2 separate regions of the Homo sapiens genome follow, and region 2 is linked to region 1. Evidence: read pairs that join two places in POLR2A ChIA-PET (ENCODE). Cell type or tissue: PC-9. All regions are shown on one strand.

The links. Peaks named below come from ENCODE experiments on the same cell type or tissue, not always from the same donor. Only the 100,000 strongest peaks of a DNase experiment are listed, where the experiment ranks them.
Region 2: POLR2A ChIA-PET joins it to region 1 with 9 read pairs; 2 of 35 experiments call an interaction of 5 or more read pairs at or near these places.

The regions. Positions count from the first base shown.
Region 1 is chr12:110,327,892-110,332,891 of GRCh38, reverse strand. It overlaps ATP2A2 (ATPase sarcoplasmic/endoplasmic reticulum Ca2+ transporting 2), which reads right to left. Exons shown (of 20, transcript NM_170665.4): 8 at 4,875-5,000; 9 at 207-295. Among named protein-coding and RNA genes, the nearest start is that of ATP2A2, 49 kb to the right of the region's middle. In PC-9, no CTCF peak of the experiment used is centred here; no DNase peak of the experiment used is centred here; H3K27ac peaks cover 1,068 bases.
Region 2 is chr12:109,963,992-109,968,991 of GRCh38, reverse strand. It overlaps GIT2 (GIT ArfGAP 2), which reads left to right. Exons shown (of 20, transcript NM_057169.5): 8 at 1,489-1,534; 9 at 3,415-3,466. Among named protein-coding and RNA genes, the nearest start is that of GIT2, 30 kb to the left of the region's middle. In PC-9, no CTCF peak of the experiment used is centred here; DNase peaks (open chromatin) are centred at 1,381 and 2,251; H3K27ac peaks cover 1,790 bases.

The DNA of each region.
Region 1 (5,000 bases):
GCCCAGAAGATGCAAAAAGATGACTGGATTATAACCTTTGGTTCATCTTTCAAAGTTTTTGTTTTAAAAACATTTACTACTTTAGTAATAAGTGTTGACTTGAGCCACATTCAGAAAGCTGTCTTAACTTTGTAGACATGCTGCAAATCAATACAAATACTAAACTGCCACACCAGATCCTTTAAATGAGGAGGAGGGTTACTCACACTTCTCCAATAGGTGCATAAGTTGATCCAGTTATGGTAAACTCATTAAGGGAACAAGTATCACCTTCCACTCTGTCCAGAATGAACATCTGTAGGGGGAGAGCGCATCAGAGTATTTAAAAGGGATTTTTAAAAAATGCTACACAAATAAACTACCTTTGTTAGCTTAGGACAAAGGCAAACAACCTCTTTCATTTACGAAAACAACTTTAATAAAACTCACTGAGGCTCACTCAGCATCAGCAGTACTGTCCCTTACCCTAACTAGCTTAATTATATTAGACTGCTTCGCCCATCACACCCCCGACCAATCGAACAGTATGAAAAACAGCATCACTGAGGTGCTGAATGAATGAGCAGCAGTGGCACCAAAGACACAACAACCCACACAAAATCCAAGTTATGAGGACTCCCGGTCAGCAAAAGGTCAGTTCCAGAGACAAGTTACTCTTTAGATTGCTCAGAATCCCAAATTTCAAATGGCTGGCTGTGAGAGTGGTATTAGGTAGTCCTGCCTTAGAGCTAAGCACAAAAGCTTGGGAAGAATAAACTCACATTTCAGAGTTGCATAAACATTTCCCGAGTAAAATAAGACAAACTGCTTCTCTGCTCCTTCCCACTTATTTTTATTGTGGCAATAGCTCATGTTCTATGAAGCTGCATAACTATATGTATACAGTAAGGAGCCCGCAGAGCTGAATGAATTGATGTTCCCTAGACAATACAGATGGAAGCATGCTTAGGAAAGGATTAATTTTATTTTTTAAAGCGACATAAGCTATTTTCTTAAAGATAATTTTTCCACTGCTTGATTTGCATTCACAAATTATAATTCAGAAGCCCAGTTTGGAAAAGTAAGATTTAGGCTTGTGTTTTCATTGCAAATGAAAACTTGTAAAACCTCCTCTAAAAAGAAAAAATTACAGAAAGTGATGTCAAAACTATATTTTCTCGTGCTTTCTCTGAAATATGAGCAATTAATAATCTGATCAAATCATTCTCTAAGGGGAATTTAAAAAATGTAAAACTCAAGTTAAACAGGCCACGTTGAGCTGGGCACGGTGGCTCACGCCTATAATCCCAGCACTGAGAGGCCAAGGTGAGTAGATCATGAGGACAGGAGCTCAAGATCAGCCTGGCAAAGATGGTGAAACCCGTCTCTACTAAAAATATAACAAATTAGCCGGGCGTGGTGGTGGGCACCTGTAATCCCAGCTACTCAGGAGGTTGAGGGAGAGAAGTGCTTGAACCCGGGAGGCAGAGGTTGCAGTGGGCTGAGATTGCGCCACTGCACTCTAGCCTGGGCGACAGAGCAAAACTCCGTAATAACAGCAACAACAAAGCTATGTTGTGTTTTAAAAACACATCTTTTCAGAGCAATTCATCTCACATTCAATAAGGAAATTAGTTAATCTTTATTTTAAAATAACTTTTTTTTTTTTTTGAGGTGGAGTTTCACTCTGTCGCCTAGGCTGGGTGGACTGCAATGGCACGACTCGGCTCACTGCAACCTCCGCCTCCCGGGTTCAAGTGATTCTCCTGCCTCAGCCTCCCAAAGAAATTATAGGCGCCTGCCAACATGCCCAGCTAATTTTTGTAATATTAGTAGAGACGAGGTTTCACCATGTTAGTCAGGCTGGTCTCGAACTCCTGACCTCAGGTGATCCGCCCGCCTCGGCCTCCCAAAGTGCTGAAATAACAGGCGTGAACCACTGTGCCCAGCCAAAAATGTGAAATTCTTTGAGTCTATACCAAAGCCCAAAATATTCTAAAAGACATTCAGAATCTGAATCTACATTAGCTAAATCTAAATGTACTTAGACATTTTTGACTGTGAGCAAGTCAACCATTTAGGATATGCAGGATGAAAATCTTCCTAAGTCAAGGGCAGTTATGCAATACCACTGCAAGAAGCCTCCTGCAGAATACCAATTAGCACCAGCTTCCTGTTGTGAGGTAGAGCTTCACTCAGAACAGGCAGGCTTTTTCTTTATTATAAGAAAACATTTTAAGCCAAGCCATTCAAGGGAGAAAAGAACAAAAAAAAATTATAGTGAACTGGGAAACTGAAATTTTAAAAATTACAATTTTACACATGGCTTTACACATGGCTTACTTTCACAGACATAAAGACTATTCTGAGGAATTAAAGCTTTCAGGCTAAGTGAGACACAAAATCGTAAATAAGAAAATTCCCTTTCTCTTCCTGAAACAACCAGTATGACAAAACTGACTTTTAGCCAATTCATCCAACCTTTTGGTTCCAAAAAATAAGAACTTAAGTAGCTCAAACACCTTAATATCCTGGAGAAACCTAAGACAAACCTAGAAGCTTTCCACTTTGAAAGTTGGAACACCCCAGTTCTGTCAATTCTAAATGTGGGTTTGGACTTCACAAGGAGCTTGCGGGGGAGGGAGAACCTGTATCTAAAAAATCATCATGAGCTTAAAATTGGCAAGATAAAAATTCACAGGGCTTAACTGATTATAAAACAATTTCCGATGTTAAAAATAATTATCTAAAACCTGACAAAAAGGCCAAGATAACTACACCCTTTCAATATCATACAGAAGCATTATTTAACAAGCCCATTCTAGGAAAATGTAACACTGTGTTACTAAATAAATGCTCATGTTATATGAGGTTTCCCTGTAAGACATTAGTTTTGTAATCTAACCTAGCAATCCCTATTCTAATATTCTAATATTGAACACTTCCTCAAATACAGATTCCCTTGCTAATTAATGAGCCGAATAAAATATGTGACAAATGTCTACTCTGTATGAGTCATGTGTACCTTTTGGAATAGACTTGTACCAAGTTGTTTAAGCAAAACCTAAGGAAAGTGAATTATACAAAATAATCCAGCTGTATAATTATTGCATTATTTATTCAGTTGTTACTTTTCTAACAGCAGGTTTAAATTATTTATTTTATCAAATGATGGTCAAAAAATATAGGATGGCCGGGCGCGGGGGCTCACGCCTATAATCCCAGCACTTTGGGAGGCTTTCAAAAGCGGGTGGATCACTTGAGGTCGCGAGTTCGAGACCAGCCTGACCAACATGGAGAAACCCTATCTCTACTAAAAATACAAAAAATTAGCCGGGCGTGGGGGCGCATGCCTGTAATCCCAGCTACTTGGGAGGCTGAAGCAGGAGAATTGCTTGAACCCAGAAGGCGGAGGTTGTAGTGAGCTGAGATCGGGCCATTGCACTACAGCCTGGGCAACAAGAGTGAAACTCCATCTCAAAACAAGAACAAACAAACAAACAAAAATATATATGATGAATACACAGAATAAAGCAAGTTAAAAGCAATTTTAGTCAGCCCTCTGTACCTGTGGGTTCCACATCCACGGTCAACTAAACAGCAGATGGAAAAAATAACTGCATCTGTACTGAACATGTACATTTTTTTCTTGTCATTATTCCCTAAACAACACAGGTTAACTATCCCTAAACAACACAGTTTAACTATTTACATATCATTTATAATATTACGTTAGGTACTGTAAGTAATCTGGAGATGTTTTCAAGTATACTGGAGGATGAACAAGGTTATATGCAAGTACTGAACCATTTCATTTCAGAGACTTGAGCATCTGCAGAGTTTGGTATCTGAGGGAGGTCCTGGAACCAATCTCTAATGAATACAGAGAGATGACTATCTACTTTTTGAGAAAAAGCACGCTTCATTCAACATGTGATAGAAAAACCAATTAGGACTTCAGGTAGGGAGGTTAACTAGCAGCTTTCTCTAGAACTTGTCTATTAACATACACCTAGAGACAGAGGATCAGGAAAATTAGAAAGGAGGCTGAGTGTGGTGGTTCATGCTTATAATCCCAGCTCTTTGGGAGGCCAAGGCAGGAGGATCACTTGAGCCCAGGAATTCAAGACCAGCCTGGTGACATAGTGAGAACCTGCCTCTACAAAAAAAAATAAAAAAACTAGTGGGGCATGGTGGCATGCACTTGTGGTTGCAGCTACTTGTGAGGCTGGGGTGGGAGGACTTGAGCCTGGGAGGTTGAGGCTGTAAGTGAGCCACAGCTGTGTCACTGCACACTAGCCTGGGCAACAGAATGAGACCTTGTCTTTTTTCTTTTCTTTTCTTTGAGATGGAGTCTTGCTTGTCGCCCAGAATTGAGAGCAGTGGTGTGATCTTGGCTCACTGCAACCTCCGCTGCCCAGGTTCAAGCAATTCTCCTGTCTCAGCCTCTCGAGTAGCTGGGACTACAGGTGCACGCCACCACTCAGCTAATTTTTGTCTTTTCGGTAGAGACAGGGTTTCACCATTTTGGTCAGGTTGGTCTCAAACTTCGGACCTCAGGTGATCCACCCGCCTCGGCCTCTCAAAGTGCTGGGATTACAGGCGTGAGCCACTGCGCCCAGGCTTTTTTTTTTTTTAATTAAAGGAAAATATAATTTCTCTAATTCTCTTACATCTAATACAAGTATATCAGCCATACAGATATCCTGTATTTTGTGAAAGTTTTAGGAATTAAATGATTAGATCCTCTCAAATATTAGAAATTAAGCTCAGGCTATACATACAGCCCACAGAAATGTATGAAATTACAAATCAAAAGTTTTGATGGCATGAAGGCATATTGGTAGGATGAACAAAGAACCACGACACGGAATATTCTAAATTACTCCTCTTACCCTGCAGACTGACATCTGGTTTGTTGTAAGTGTACCAGTCTTGTCTGAGCAGATAACAGAAGTACAACCAAGGGTTTCCACAGACGGGAGGCTTCGAACAATGGCATTTTTCTTTGCCATTCTGCG
Region 2 (5,000 bases), 360 kb after region 1:
AGCACGTTGGGAGGCTTAGGCAGGTGGATTACCTGAGCCCAGGAGTTTGAGACCAGCCTAGGCAATGTGGCGAAACCCTGTTTCTACTAAAAATATAAAAAAATTAGCCGGGTGTAGCAGTGCACGCCTGTAGTCCTGGCTACTCAGGTGGCTGAGGCATGAGAATCGCTTGAACCCAGGAGGTGGAGGTTGCCAGTGAGCCGAGATCCACGCCACTGCACTCCAGCCATGGGGGGCAGAGTGAGACCCTGACTCAAAATAAATAAATAAGCTGGGCACAGTGGCTCACACCTGTAATCCCAGCACTTTGGGAGGCCGACGCAGGCAGATCACCTGAGGTCAGGAGTTCAAGACCAGCCTGACCAACGTGGAGAAACCCCATCTTTACTGAAAAAACAAAATTAGTTGGGCGTGGTGGCGCATGCCTGTAATCCCAGCTACTCAGGAAGCTGAGGCAGAAGAATCGCTTGAACCCAGGAGGCGGAGGTTGCGGTGAGCCGAGATTGCGCCATTGCACTCCAGCCTGGGCAACAAGAGTGAAACTCTGTCTCAAATAAATAAATAAGTTAATTAATTAAAATTAAAACTCAACAGTAAGAAAACAACCCAATAAAAACTGGGCAAAGACAAGATATGGGATGGCAAAAAAAAAAATCACATGAAGACAAGCGTGGCATGATTAGTCATTAGCACAATGAGATGCCACAGCATACCTATTAGAATGATTAAACTTTTAAAAACAAAAACTGAAAGTACAGGTGCTGGGAAAGACAGGAAGCAACTGTAACTCTCACATTGCTGTTTGGAAAACAAAGTGATAGCGCTACTCAAGGGAAAAGGTCTGGCAGTTTCTTACCAAGTTAAACATACATTTACCATATAACCCAGCATTTCTACTCCTGGGTCTTTACCCAGAAGAAAGATAGACTTATGTTAAAGAAAAACCTACATAGGAGTGCTGATAGTGGCGTTATTCATTGGCACATGGATCAGTGTTCTCCAGGAGCTAGATTAGGGCTGAGTCAGTAAGCTTCCTTGCAGATGGAGTCCCTGTCTGGATCTGCAAAGGCCACCTGTCCCAGCCCTAGCTGTTTTATACTAATAGATTCATTTGAGCAAGACCTAGAGCTCATCCACTGTCCCACACCGTGGGCTGATGGACACCTGCTGTGAGCTGATTCAGCTCCCTCAGCACACTTTCCATGGCCAAAGATCGTCAGTTACACTGAGGGCAAACTAATCGTCGTGATTGGGGTGAGCATAGGTTTCTGCTAAATGATGCCTGGACCTTTGTACCAGAAAAAAACAAGGCTATGAGCCTTACTACTAGCTGGGTCTTCAGGAATTTTTAGCTAGTCTAGCAACATGACTCGTCATTATGCACAAATACTAATCGCAAAACTTAGTTTGAGGAAATAATGGTGATGTTCCTTTACAGATCTTATCAACATTTCTATGAACAAAACTTTGACTTGGTTTCTGTTTCAGATCACAAAAATGGACAGCACTTTATAATACCTCAAATGGCAGACAGGTAAGCTCATTGAAATACCAGTTAGTTTTGTCTATCGCTAATATTTCCTTGGTTGTATTATGTTTAAGTATATTATATTTTGTGTTTAACAAAGCCCATACATTTTTCTCTTTTATGGCTATACCATTTGGAAATAAGACGGCTGTAAGTAAACCACTATATAAAACTTAAGTTTCAAAGAGCACAAGTAGCAATTTTACTAATAGGAAAATTGAAACCAGTGATATTGTCACTGTTTTAGCCAGTTGTGACAGTATTTTGTATTTATTTATTTACAGAATACTTCTGTATTATAGGAGATTACATTATCTATGACAGGGGTTGGCAGACTTTTCTTCTCAAGGGCCAATTAATAAATATTTTAGACTTTGTGGGTAATATGGCCGCTTTCGCAACAGCTTAACTCTACTGTTGTAGATGAAAGCATCTGTGGACACTCTATAAATGAATGGGTGTGTCTATTCCAGTGAAATTTTATTTCTGGACACTGAAATTTGAATTTCAAATAGTTTTCACGTTATGAAATATTGTTTTTTCTTTTTGCCCCCAAACATTTTAAAACGTAAAAACCATTCCTAGCTCAACTGAACAAAAAGAAGGCCATAATTTTTCTGACCCCTGGTCTATAAGAGCAGATGAGTTCATTGCTACAGGAATGATCCTTAAACCCTTGTTTTGCAAGTTACCTTTGCACGGAAACTGTCAAGAGTTTATGAAATGACTAACTGCTATTCCAGATATAATCTTGCCATCCTGATCTTTTACATCTTCCCTTTTTGTTTTGTTTTGTTTTGTTTTTTTTTGCTTTGGTAGAGACAGGGTCTTGCTCTGTTACCCAGGCTGGTTGCAAACTCCGGGACTCAAGCAATCCACCTGCCCTGGCCTCCCTATGAGCAACTATATCTGGCCTTGTATTTTCTTTTCTTTCTTTTTTTTTTTTTTTTTTTTTGAGACAGAGTCTTGCTCTGTCGCCCAGACTGGAGTGCAATGGTGCAGTCTAGGCTTAGGGCAACCTCCACCTCCCAGGTTCAAGCAATTCTCCTGTCTCCGCCTCCCGAGTTGCTGGGACTATGGGTGTGTGCCACCACACCAGGCTAATTTTTTGTAATTTTAGTAGAGATGGGGTTTCACCATGTTGGCCAGGCTGGTCTCAAACCCCTGACCTCGCCAGGGCAGTGGCTCACACCTGTAATCCCAGCACTTTGAGAGGCCGAGGCGGGTGGATCACGAGGTCAGGAGTTCGAGACCAGCCTGGCCAAGATGGTGAAACCCTGTCTCTACTAAAAATACAAAAATTAGCCAGGCACAGTGGCGTGTGCCTGTAATCCCAGCTACTCTGGAGGCTGAGGCAGGAGAATTGCTTAAACCCTGGTGGCAGAGATTGCAGTGAGCTGAGATTGCGCCACTGCACTCCAGCCTGGGTGACAGAGTGAGACTCCATCTCAAAAAAAAAAAAAAAAAAACAACCCTGACCTTGTGATCCTCCCACCTCGGCCTCCCAACGTGCTGGGATTATAGGCGGGAGCCATCGAGCCCGACATATTTTCTTATATCATGCTTTTTTTTTAATACTTCAAAAATTGTGACTCCTCACATAAGGGCCTGGAAGGTAACCTGGCAATAGCTTTTGTCGTTTAGTTGGTGGACGATTTTTTTTTCCTCTTTAACACTTACATGATTGTGGTATTTCAGAAGGAGTTACTTTCACCAGATTGTTCTGTTTAGAGCTCCTCACTGACTCTACTGGGCTGTAGAATGCTTGGTTCTAACATGGTCCATGAACTGTAATTAATATTTTTATCTCTTGGGTGTCTTAAACTTTACAGAGTTCACAAGTCTGGCTTTATTTATTTGCTTATTAGCTTTGTATGTTTTCTTAGCAGCCTGGATTTGTCTGAATTGGCAAAAGCTGCTAAGAAGAAACTTCAATCTGTGAGTATTTCTCTGTACTGGTTTTCTCTAGTATGAGAATCAGTGCACCCTGCTGATACCTACTCTGAATGCAGGTTACCTATTGCGTCTGATGACTTTATTTCATACTTTTATTTGTTAAACTAGAAGCAGACTGTTGAGTATACAGCAGTGATGACCACAAGGACTATTAAGTTCAGTATATTCAGTTCATTGGTTCTGCTTCAGATAATCTCATTTTTCTCTATCATGTAACAAGTGCAGATGGCACCTTTGGCATTAGGCAGTTGTTCTCCTCAGGAGAGTTCCCTAGTTCCTCTCAGTGTCATGAGTAAGTAGGGCACGCGTTCTTGGGGTGACTTAGCCATGTAGGGTTCTAGAGCTGGTAAATGCTGATGCTGAAATGGTGGCGAGTCCCATAGATTCACTGGCTGCCATTTGGATCCAGCCATATTGTAAACCTCTTTCCCATCCCATGCCATTCATCAGTGCTTTTTAAATTTCTGCTGTTAAAAGCTGGTGGTCTTGGCCCATGTGCGTGCTCAGAGTTTGCCGGCTCTGTGCCACAACCTCCCTTTAGCCTGTGTCTTTCTTCCAGACTGCCCACCTCAGCCTTAGGAAAGGCCTAAGGGCCCAAGGCCTCAAGGCCCTGGGAAATCTACTTCTCTGGGATTGACTTCTCTTTGTCTAGTTCTCTCACATGAAGCCTCACCGGGGCACTTCTCTCCACTTTAACCACCAAAGTATACTCCTCAGCTGTTCCCATTGCTCTTTGGATCAGAACCAAGATTCTTAACTTCTTTTTGTAACCTGTAAGGGCATCATTCAGCTCTCACCTTTCAGAGATTGCCCTGCTTCCCATCTGGTTCCGTGTGTGTGTGTGTGTGTGTGTGTGTGTGTGTGTGTGTGTGTGTGTGTGTGTGTGTCTTTAGATTAACACCCTCTGAGGCCATGAGCTGCACATTCAAGTCCTCTTCCAGGAATCCTGCTTTGCCTACAGCGTTTGCCTTTCCCAGCTTCCATCTCTCTGATTCAAGGACCTGAAATCTGACCAGTGTAGGTAGCGGCTTTCCCAAAGCCTGACTCTGACATTGCAGCTTCCCTCATTTATGACTTTCTCCTCATTTCTGTTTTCACAGAAGACCCTTTACTAAAACTTCATATAATACTCAGTATTAAATATTACATTAAATGAATTTATCCTTACTAGTATTTAACTGTATTATGAAATAAATGTGTTTTATGCAATTTGTTTGGTGTCTCTGTGTTCTGTATCTACAGTTTTGTGTGTCTGTGTGTTTTATTGCCTTAAGGAAGTTGTAAACTAAGATGATCAAGATGATAAGCTTTGGAGTCAGATAGCACTAAATATTGTGTGATTTCCTTTTAATTACTCACAATCTGTAAGTAAATTTTATTATAAATAATTCAAACCTAGATAAAAACCCACGTTTTCTTAGACTATCCTACATTTGCTTCACTGGAAGCTGCATGAAAGCTGAGATTATGCTTGTAATATCTCTAGCACGTGGCAGGCATGAAGTAAAGACCTGGA